Linked DNA regions of Homo sapiens: region 2 is linked to region 1. The links are chromatin loops, found by intact Hi-C in ENCODE. Cell type or tissue: OCI-LY7. All regions are shown on one strand.

The links. Peaks named below come from ENCODE experiments on the same cell type or tissue, not always from the same donor. Only the 100,000 strongest peaks of a DNase experiment are listed, where the experiment ranks them.
Region 2: a loop joins it to region 1, with 4 times the contacts of the local background. A loop is called at or near these places in 4 of 110 quality-filtered maps.

Annotation. Positions count from the first base shown.
Region 1 is chr1:76,152,306-76,157,305 of GRCh38, reverse strand. The region is part of intron 1 of ST6GALNAC3 (ST6 N-acetylgalactosaminide alpha-2,6-sialyltransferase 3); the gene reads right to left. Among named protein-coding and RNA genes, the nearest start is that of ST6GALNAC3, 80 kb to the right of the region's middle. RefSeq lists a silencer at 2,916-3,025. In OCI-LY7, CTCF peaks have their summits at 2,409, 2,808 and 3,012 (motif pointing left); DNase peaks (open chromatin) are centred at 2,445, 2,705 and 2,965; H3K4me3 peaks cover 597 bases; H3K27ac peaks cover 475 bases.
Region 2 is chr1:76,494,691-76,499,690 of GRCh38, reverse strand. All of the region lies in intron 3 of ST6GALNAC3 (ST6 N-acetylgalactosaminide alpha-2,6-sialyltransferase 3), which reads right to left. Among named protein-coding and RNA genes, the nearest start is that of LINC02567, 280 kb to the left of the region's middle. In OCI-LY7, no CTCF peak of the experiment used is centred here; no DNase peak of the experiment used is centred here.

The DNA.
Region 1 (5,000 bases):
ATGATCCACGTGATAATGGCTTAGAGCTGGAGACATGTAACAGCTTAAGAGCTGGAAACGTCAGTGTGAACACATGTTTAGCATAATACAGATACCAATGGTTACATACAGATATATTTGTAGATCAGTAGATAGGCATCTATAGATTGGTTCACATGCACATGTTTTCTTGCTGTCAGCTGAGAGCTTATAAAGCAGCAGCAACCAGAAGCACCAGCACACCTGGAGCCCAGACCCTATTCTAATACCACCCTCCAATAAAAGGAGCCAGGGCTGGCTGGGCGCCGTGGCTTACACCTGTAATCCCAGCACTTTGGGAGGCCAAGGCGGGCAGATCACGAGGTCAGAAGATTGAGACCATCCTGGCTAACACGGTGAAACCCCGTCTGTACTAAAAAGACAAAAAATTAGCCGGGCGTGGTGGCGGGCGCCTGTAGTCCCAGCTACTTGGGAGGCTGAGGCAGGAGAATGGCGTGAACCCGGGAGGCGGAGCTTGCAGTGAGCCAAGATCGCGCCACTGTACTCCAGCCTGGGCGAGAGAGCGAGACTCCGTCTCAAAAAAAAGGCCAGGGCTTTTTGGAGAAATGACTGATTCAAGGACTAGGGCAGAAGATGTACAAGATAATCCTGGAGTATCTTGTAGTGAGTGCCACAAAGAAAGCAAGAAAGAAACACCTCAAAAACAAAAACCCGCAATGATGGGGGTGTGTCAAAGGGACACAGGAGTCACGTGAAACAGCTCCCAGAGGCAAAAAAAAAACCAAACAAAATCTAGTAGTATACTATTTGATTATAACTCAAAGTATGGAATAAATCTCTATGAGTCCATATTGATAGAAATAAACAATTGAATACGTAAATAAATGGGGAAGAAGAGAGAAATTTTCTGTGCAGAGAAATTTCAAAAATGTTTATAGGTACTGTGCTCTCTGAGGGTGGAATATAACTCCCCCTCCTTAAGTGTGGACTACACGTGGTCACTTTCTTGTGATAGTACAGTATAAAAAAAGGAGAGGGGACAGTAACTTTACGAGAAGAAACCTGACAAACACCGTCTCAGCGAGGTGATGACGTTCAACATCTACAACGTTAAATCATGTTAATAATATGTACCCTGAATATGATGTGATAAGAATGGCATTTTCTCTCTGCCTTCTTCCTCTCAAAAACCCATAACCCCAGTCTAATTATTAGAAAACCTTAGACAAATTCCAAAAGAGGAACCTTCTACTAAACTCCTGAGCAGTACTCCTCAAAACTGTCAAGGTCATTAAAAACAAGTTTAAAGTCTGAGAAACCACTACCGCCAGCAGGATCTTAAGAAGACATGACAACTAAGGTAAGGCGGTATCCTGGGTAGGCTCCCGGAGCAGAAAAAGGACACTAGGTCAAAATAAAGGAAATCCGAATAAAGTATTGGCTTCAGTTAATAATAATGTATCAATATTCCTTCACTAATTGTAACAAATGTGTTATGCTAATATGATTAAAACAACAACAACAGGAGAAACTATATGTTAAAAATAGGAGGCCGGGCGCGGTGGCTCACACCTGTAATCCCAGCACTTTGGGAGGCCAAGGCAGGTGGATCACGAGGTCAGGAGATCGAGACCATCCTAGCTAACACGGTGAAACCCTGTCTCTACTAAAAATATTAAAAAAAAAAAAAAATTAGCCAGGCGTAGTGGCGGGCGCCTGTCGTCCCAGCTATTCGGGAGGCTGAGGCAGGAGAATGGCATGAACCCGGGAGGCGGAGCTTGCAGTGAGCCGAGATTGCGCCACCGCACTCCAGCCTGGACGACAGAGACTCCGTCTCAAAAAAATAAAATAAAATAAATAAAAAAAGGAGAAAGTGGGGGAACTCTTGCTATATTCATAGTTTTTCTGCAAATCTAAAGCTGTTTGAAACAAAGTTGATTAAAACAACCAAAAATTACCCATGCCTGGCACATAGTAATTCTCTATAATAATTTGGCTGTAGTGACGGTAGCAGTAGTACTCATGGCTCCAGTGTAGGCGCATGGAGGAGACGGGGGTCGGGGGGCAAGATTTGCTGAGTCCTTTATGTTCTTCCTGTGGGAATTTAGGTTCAAAGGTCCAGGAAATAAACTGTCACTGTGCTGGTCACCACCCAACAACCACTTCTAGACCCTGTACCAAGGGCAGCAAAGCCCGTAGCTTTATAGTGACTTTGTAGGGAGGAGGGCACTCCCCGATTCCCACAAATAAAGAGAAGGTCACCCTCACATACACACATCCTCCAAGGCAAAAAAAATAAAAAATAAAAAGATTGGTGGAAATGCAAATGCAAAGAAAATGCAAAGATTTCAATCAAGAGGTGTTTTGTAATCAGAAGGAACTTCTAATCAAGGGCCAAGAAACTGACCCCACCCAGTGGCTGCCAGATGACCTAAAAACCCGGAAGTCAGAATGGTGGTTTTCGTTAAATGGTAGCGCTCCCTGGTGTATTGAGCTGGTGAAATATGGCTTGTATTTCCCTTGCCTGCATGCAGTCTTAAATCCTCCCTCAATAGAAAATCTCCTGTCAGGCTGATCCACACTAACCACGGGCACTCCTGCTCTCCCCAAAATAAGCAAGATCAGCCCAGGAAGTCAAGTCCTCATCTCCTGTCAGATGTCAACACAAGCATGCTACGGCCACATTGCAACCAGGTTAGGGACAAAGAAGAGCAGCCTGGATGTACAGCATTACCAAGGCGGATGCTTCTGTGAGCGTCAAAAACCCTGGGTTACAATCACGTTTCACTAACGAAACACAAACAAGCAGTGGCTGTGCTTCATTTGCAACAGGCGTTTCCAGACACTAATATTGCCCACACTTGCTTGAGTTGGAGAATGTCTTTACATTCATAACAAACCTTGAAAGTAGAAGCTGAGACACAAAGTAGCAGCTTAAATGCAGTGCTCTTCGGGGACTTCACTAAGAAACAACCTGAGTGTTCCCCAGTACGATTGCTTTAAGAGTGACGAGAGCGCCCTCTCGTGGGGGAGAAAGGGCCCTGCATGCAGGGTGCAAACCTGTGAGGGCCAATGCACCACCGGCTACGGGGTCAGCCTGGGTTGGATTCATGTGGTTGGTGCCTGCTCTGTTTTCTCCTCCTCATGATCTTGGTGGTGTTCCAAGAGAATTGTCCACCCACATAAGCAAGAGAAAATTCCAGGGGTGAAATGACTGGACTATTTTTAAGCCGACTGGGCCAGGTTGGGTTTCATGTCTCTCCTGATCAGTGTTTGCCTGAGTTTGCAGCTCATTCTCATCACGGAAAAAGCCCTCCCGACTACAGACGGCGGGACAGGCAACTCATCACTGTGACGGAACCCAAGCCAACTCTTTAAGCCAGTGGGCAAGGTCTTAGATAAGACACCAAAATGGAGAAAGTTGCCCATTGCTGAGGGGCGCCCGTTTGGACAAACAGCAAAATGGGGCCAGCCAAGAGCATCATTTCAGACAGAGAAAAACGAGAAGGGAAGGGGCTCAGAGGCATTGGCCTGAAACAGAATATGACTAACTGTTCCCTGTCTAGGTCAACTCCTTAGGACATAAAAATAAGCCACTCAAACAAAGCCATGGTTAGTGTTTTAAACAAAATATAGATATGTTTAAAACTTAGCAACACAGGACAAGTTATACCAACAGCAAAACACAGAAAAATCTGAGGTGAGGGAGTAAGGAGTAAGTCCCTTTGCCTGAATTCATGCCATGTTTTATTAAAGTGAACAAGGAATAGCCATGCTTGAAATCCCCTCCCCAAACGGCTTTGTTAGCTGGACACAGCCACTCCATCTCAGGTGTAATTTCGCACGCACAGGCAGGTGAGGTCCTGAGTTGGGGACAGCTCTCTGGCGGTGAGACATCTCCCCAGAGGCTCACAGGTACACTCTAGCCGCCTATGGGTCTATAGGAGCCCTGGGGAAGAAAAGATGGAGTTTCTGGTTTAGATTAGGTTATTCTGGCAACAAAAAGGAAAGGGCAGGGGAGGAGAACATTATCAGTGTCCTTCAAGAACGGGCAACTTCAGAGGGTATGCAAATAGGCAATAGCTATAGGGGAAAAAAAATTCACAATGGCATCCAAAAAATGTAACTTAAATTAAGGATGTTACGTCATTTTCCACCTATCAGAAGGGCAAAATGAAAAAGCATGACATATCCATTACTGAATATCTGAGGAAAGAGACACCAGACACCACTATTAAAAGGAGCAAAAATGGTCTTCCCACTTCTGGAGACCAGTTGTATCCAATATCTTCAAAACGTGCATATCTTAAGGTCCGGTAATTCCCTTCTGGGAACTCTAAAATAAGACTTGCACAACATTTTCCAATAGGAATATCCCTAAAGGTTTATGAATGACCACATTATAGAGCTTATATTTTGGGCTTCAGGAAATAAGAAAATAAGGACAGAATTCAACCACCAAAAGGCATCTAAGAATTAAGGAAAATGTTGGTGGAACCTCTAAACCTTTTCTCCATGTTCCCAGTGGATATGGTCTATGGCTGATCCCATGATGGGAAATCTCTGCCCAACGGTCAAAATGGTGTTTTCAGCTAGTCTCACAAGTTCAGAGTCATACACCAGCACTTCATTTTCTATTTAAATGTTTACGGTTTAAATTGAAACTGTGGGGGCCTTTCATTCTGTCAGGAGGCCATGGTCAACATCCTCAGTGTGTTTTGTCCTTGGCACAGCCTCCTGGGAAGCCTCAGGCTCAGCTCAGATGCTTCACTATGAACATTACCAAAGACTCGTGGGCATTTCAGAATTTAAGAAAGAGCCCACCTTCACCTAGCACAAGACTTTGCAAATAATCCAGACCCTTTCATCAAAGTGGCTCCACAAGTATGTGGTGTGCACAAGGCCGCCTGGGCAGTCTTTACCTCATCACCCACCTGGCAGGACATGTTTAGAAGCTGCTTCTCTGTGATAAGATTTCCTCCGCATCTTAAATAACCTGGACAGCAATAAGCCAGTGTCAA
Region 2 (5,000 bases), 340 kb before region 1:
ATAGCACATTTGAATTATAAGTAGTAGTCAAAATCAGCAAGGGAAATGTTTTATTACTGAGTACATTTTCACTGTGAAGGTCCTAAGGACCCCTCCCCTCCACTAAAGCCCAAGGTCCAAAGAACAAAACAGGCTCCTACCAAAGGAGAACTGAGTAGAACCGAGAACGTGGAAGCTGCAAACCTGGGAAAGACCTGAAAGATAAAAAGACCAGCTGTGGAGGAAGCTAAGAGAGGGGATTAATAAGGTGATTAGAGAGGAAGCCTTCTGATTTGCATGATTTGGACTCTGTGTGGTTTGATAAGTGCTTTATCCTGTAACTCCAGGAATACTTTATTTCTGCTAATGGAACTCAATGTTCACACCCTACCAGATATTGCAGACATTACTAATAGGTTACAATAAATACTGCCAATTCCCTTCCGGAAAAGCTGTCTCAAATTATACTCCCACCAACAGTTTTTCCCCATATTCTTACCAACATTACATCAAGATTTTTAATTATGCCAGTTAGTGAAAAATGATAAGTCAGTGGCATTTCTTTAACTATATAAGTTTAAGCATCTTTTCATGGTCATTGACTAATTGCATGTTTCCTTCTTTGCCTATTTTGTATTTGGTTGTTTATACATTTTATTGCTATTCAAGGAGATTGTTATATATTAAGAAAATTAACCCTGTTGTCTAGTGGGGTAAATTACTCCCCTATTTGTTATTTATCTTATATTGTTTAATTAATATTTATGGCTGTGCAGGAGACTTACATTCTTATATAATCAAATTTATCTTTCTTTTTTATTTTTGTATGTGAAGTATTGCAATAATTTAAGGCCAACTCAGAACACAGAAAAGCAGAGTCTCTTCCCAGACACTTTCCAGCCAAGTGACCTTGGACAAGTCATTTAAAATTAAATAAATTTTTTCCTTTACAAAGAGGAAATTTCTTCTCCGTTTTTTTTTTTTCTGCTTTGTTGCGAATCAAAGGAGGCAAGATTTACCAAAAGCTTTTAACTCCTCAAAGTCTACATAAATGATAAAGTAGTTTATGTCCGAAAATGGTGGTTAAAGGTAAAATATTTTTAGAAGATGAATACCTCTAAAATAAACTCTCGAATTAGGTGAAAAATAGCGCAGCTTTGCAGGATCAACTAAATCAGCTTCAAGCAAGTTTAGAGGTTTCCTAAAAAACTCTTTCTCCTGTTAATCAAAATTCTCTTTAAACCATCCCAGTCACCATAAGCCATCAGGTCACCTGAATGACCCTCACATTTGGAAAGCTCCCCATTTGTCTCATCAGTAGTAGAGATTGGTGTTTAGAAAAATTACCTATGTACTCACTCCTCTTTTCCTAGGGAATCTAATCAATTGAGGATAAAAAGAAAGAGCAAACTGGTGATGAAAATAGAGCATCAGCTGTATTTATGATAAAAGGAATTGGGGAATATGAAAGGATCTCTGACAACCTTCTCTAAACTTAAATCTTGGGACTTTACAACTCTGACTTGGCCACCAGGTGCAAACTGAAACAGAGACCAGGATTCTGCTCAGAGTTCTGCCTGGGCTACCAGAAGCAGCTGTGTGGCCTGTTTACTGAATAAGAGTCACAGGGGCAAGGCCCTTGGAGCAGGACACAGATTGGTGTAAAGGGCATAAGAGAGAGCTCAGCCATAGGGTGACCTAGGTATGTAACAATATCATGGTCCTGTCCCTGATCAATGCAGTCAAAGGGCTTCAGGCTATCTCCCTTTTCAGATGAGGCCCTCCCTTTGAAGAGCGTAAGGGCAAGTGAGACAGGAAGAAAGGCTCATCCTCTTCAATACTGCCCACATAGAGGTGCTGAATGGAACTCCTTGCTTTCTATTGGAAAGATGAGGAAGGAGAGTGAGATATCAGTCTTCAGCCGTTGAGAGTATGGGCTTTGATGCAGATGATAGTGGCTTTAAATTTACAAACATTAACTGGACACATAGCTGCCTCCTCTCCAAAATGGGATATGTATACCTACCTGCTGGGCTAGGCAAAAGAATTAAAGAAACAATATATGTCAGGCTCACTCCTAACCACTCTTTAGCCAAGTAACGGGAGGAGAACACGAACTCAATAGATGTTGGTTTTCTTTCTATGTCCCCCTAAATCTTTTCTAAATACTAGGTTGAGCTTTGCTCCTTCATCTCAGTGAAAGTGAATAGTCACAGATCCACTGTTTAGTTTCACATTCTTGCAGCTAATTTCTTCACATTCTGGAAGCCATTTATTTTATCCCTTTCCACTTGAGCTCAATAACCTAACTCTGGACTTTGCTATGGCTCTTCCAGAGCTCTCTTTTAATTCTCTCTATTTCTCTTAATTTGTGGAGCAGTAGATTGGGAAGGCTCCCCAAGACTAAGAGGGGTAGGTGCAGGTACATCAGGCTTCTCCTGTGGCCCCCCAAAGCTGCCTGCCTACCGTTATGTCTCACTCCTGACCAAGATTCAAGAGTCTTTTTCTCTGAATTCACTTGTTATCAATGATTCTACATTTCCTCCCACTCCAAATCTTGTGGCTACCCCTTCCACAGAGAATTCCAAATTAGGGTTATTAATACTCATGACCAGCTCTCCCGAAGAAAGCAGGCCATCTGGCACCTTTGGCAAGGATCCAAATTGTAACTGTTAAAAACAAATCCTTCTACATAAATGAAAAATAGAAGAATGAATACCAAAATTTTCAACTTTCTTCACCTATTTGAAGAAGCCAGAGGGCAGAATGGCCCCAGCTTTGGACAAAGCTCCCACCCGAAGCCATAGAGCACTCAGCCTTAGAGGGCAGTGACTTCAGGATGCAGACATAGGGAGAGGTCATTTGTTTCTCATTTACCTAACAGATAAGAATATGGAAATAGTCTCAGTCCATTTGTTTGATGGGCCTCCTAAGCCGGTGATAAACAAATCAATACAATTAGTTTTGGCTCATTATCATTAAGGAACCTTCACTGCTGGGACACAATTTAATTATACCTCTTACTCCACAGGAAAGCAAACCTTTTTGAGATGGGTGTCCTCTCTTGGGGTTGTGGCAAAGTGGAAGTGGGTGGGGAGGTTTGGAGGCAGTTTCTGTATGACCCCTTGAAGATGCTGTGCATGTGTGAGGCACAGCATGGGCCTGTCCAGGATGGCTCCAAGTGCTCTTGCTACAAGTTCTTGGGAAGTCATTTGAACAAATCTGCATTCTGTATGGAGCTCCAAACTATAACAGTTCTAACAGATTGAAACAATGAATAAAGATTAAAATGACATTGAATCCATCCCTCGCATCTGACCAGAAGCCAGAATGCCCGGTATGGGTTCAAGTGCTTCCCCCATACCCTTTTGTGATGGTTACATAATTGCCTTCTGCCTTAGCTTCTCCAGCTGAATCACTGGCGTGTGATAACTAACAAGCAGCTACTACTCTGTAAATGAGACCTGGGAACTTAACTTTTTGTACCGCAGTTGGTGCTCAGTGGACTTACAGTTTTGAATAGTGTCTGTCTAAATCTCAGGCAGATTTTTCCATATGGAGGGAGGGACCATTTCACATCTTTCTACTTGATTCCTTCACCTCCAAGTAGGCCTCATCCTTAATCCAGATCTAAAGAGATGGTCTACTAGAATAATTGCAATTTTGATTTGGAAGTGATGTTAGCAAAATCAGTGTGGCTAACATGCTAAGTTTCAAATGAGGAAACCAAAGCCCAGAGTGGTTAATTGGTTTGCCCAGATTGCCCAGCTTGATGAGCAAAACTTGTTACTTAAACTCAAAACTCAATTGGAAGGTTTCCTCCGCTATACCAACCTAACAGAAGATTCCTCAAGTAACAAAACATCTTCGATATTTGATTTACCATTTCGTTCTGTAGTTCTTTCCCACTGGGTTCCAAGATCATCAATGAAAAAGAATTATTTGTCCAAGATCAAGCAGCTTTTAAATTATAGAGGTCAGTAATCAATTAAATATACAATTTTCGAGTTGACTTTATTTTACCTTCCTTCACAAAGTACTGTGAGATACCTATTGATTTAAAAGTTTATCTTTAGGAAGGGGAGTTGGAGGGGAAGAAAAAAAGGTTATATTTAAACACATGAAAGGGGCCTGAATTCTACAACTTGGAGGTAAGTTACCTAGGAGAGTTTCCTGGCCTTCATCAGACAGTGAAGTAAGTTAGAAATAATTTTTTTTAAATTAAACTAGAAAATTTAGGGATTGATTACCATGGTACTTACCATTAGTTACCCTAAGTCATGACACTTTTTGCAACTTTGTTTGAGATGACAAAGGCAGTCATACGTATCTTCCCAACAGAACAAGAAATCCTACCCTTAAATATCTGCCTGATTCATTTGCAACAATATTACGAAGAATATACTGTTTTCTCAGCCACATTTATAATAATAAAATTAACAGTAAAAAAGGATCTGTTAAGTAAGTACCTGGCATACACACAGTATGTACATGTTACGGTTAATTTATGTGTCAACTTGACTGGCTCATGGAGTACCCAGGTATTTGGTCAAACATTATCCTGGGCATGTCTGTGAGGGTGTTTTGGGAGGAGATTAACATTTGAATCAGTAGACTGAGTAAAGCAGATTGCCCTTCCTAATGTGGGGGATGCCTCATCCAATCTGCTGAAGATCTGAATAGAACAAAAAGACTGACCTTCTCATGAGTAAGAGGGAATTTCCTCCTGCCTGACTGCCTTGAGCTGGGACATCATGTTTTTCAGCCTTCAGACTCAAACTGAAACATCTGCTTTTTCAGAGTCTCAAGCCTGCCAGCCTTCAAATGGGAACTATACCATTGGCTCTTTGGGGTTTCCTACTTGCTGACTTCAAATCTTAGAACTTGTCAATTTCCATAATCACATGAGCCAGTTCACAATAAATCTCTTCCTACATATATATGTGTGTGTGTGTGTGTGTGTGTGTGCATACACATGAAATATATTTTCATGCTTCGGCCAAGGGTAATAAGTGGAAGAA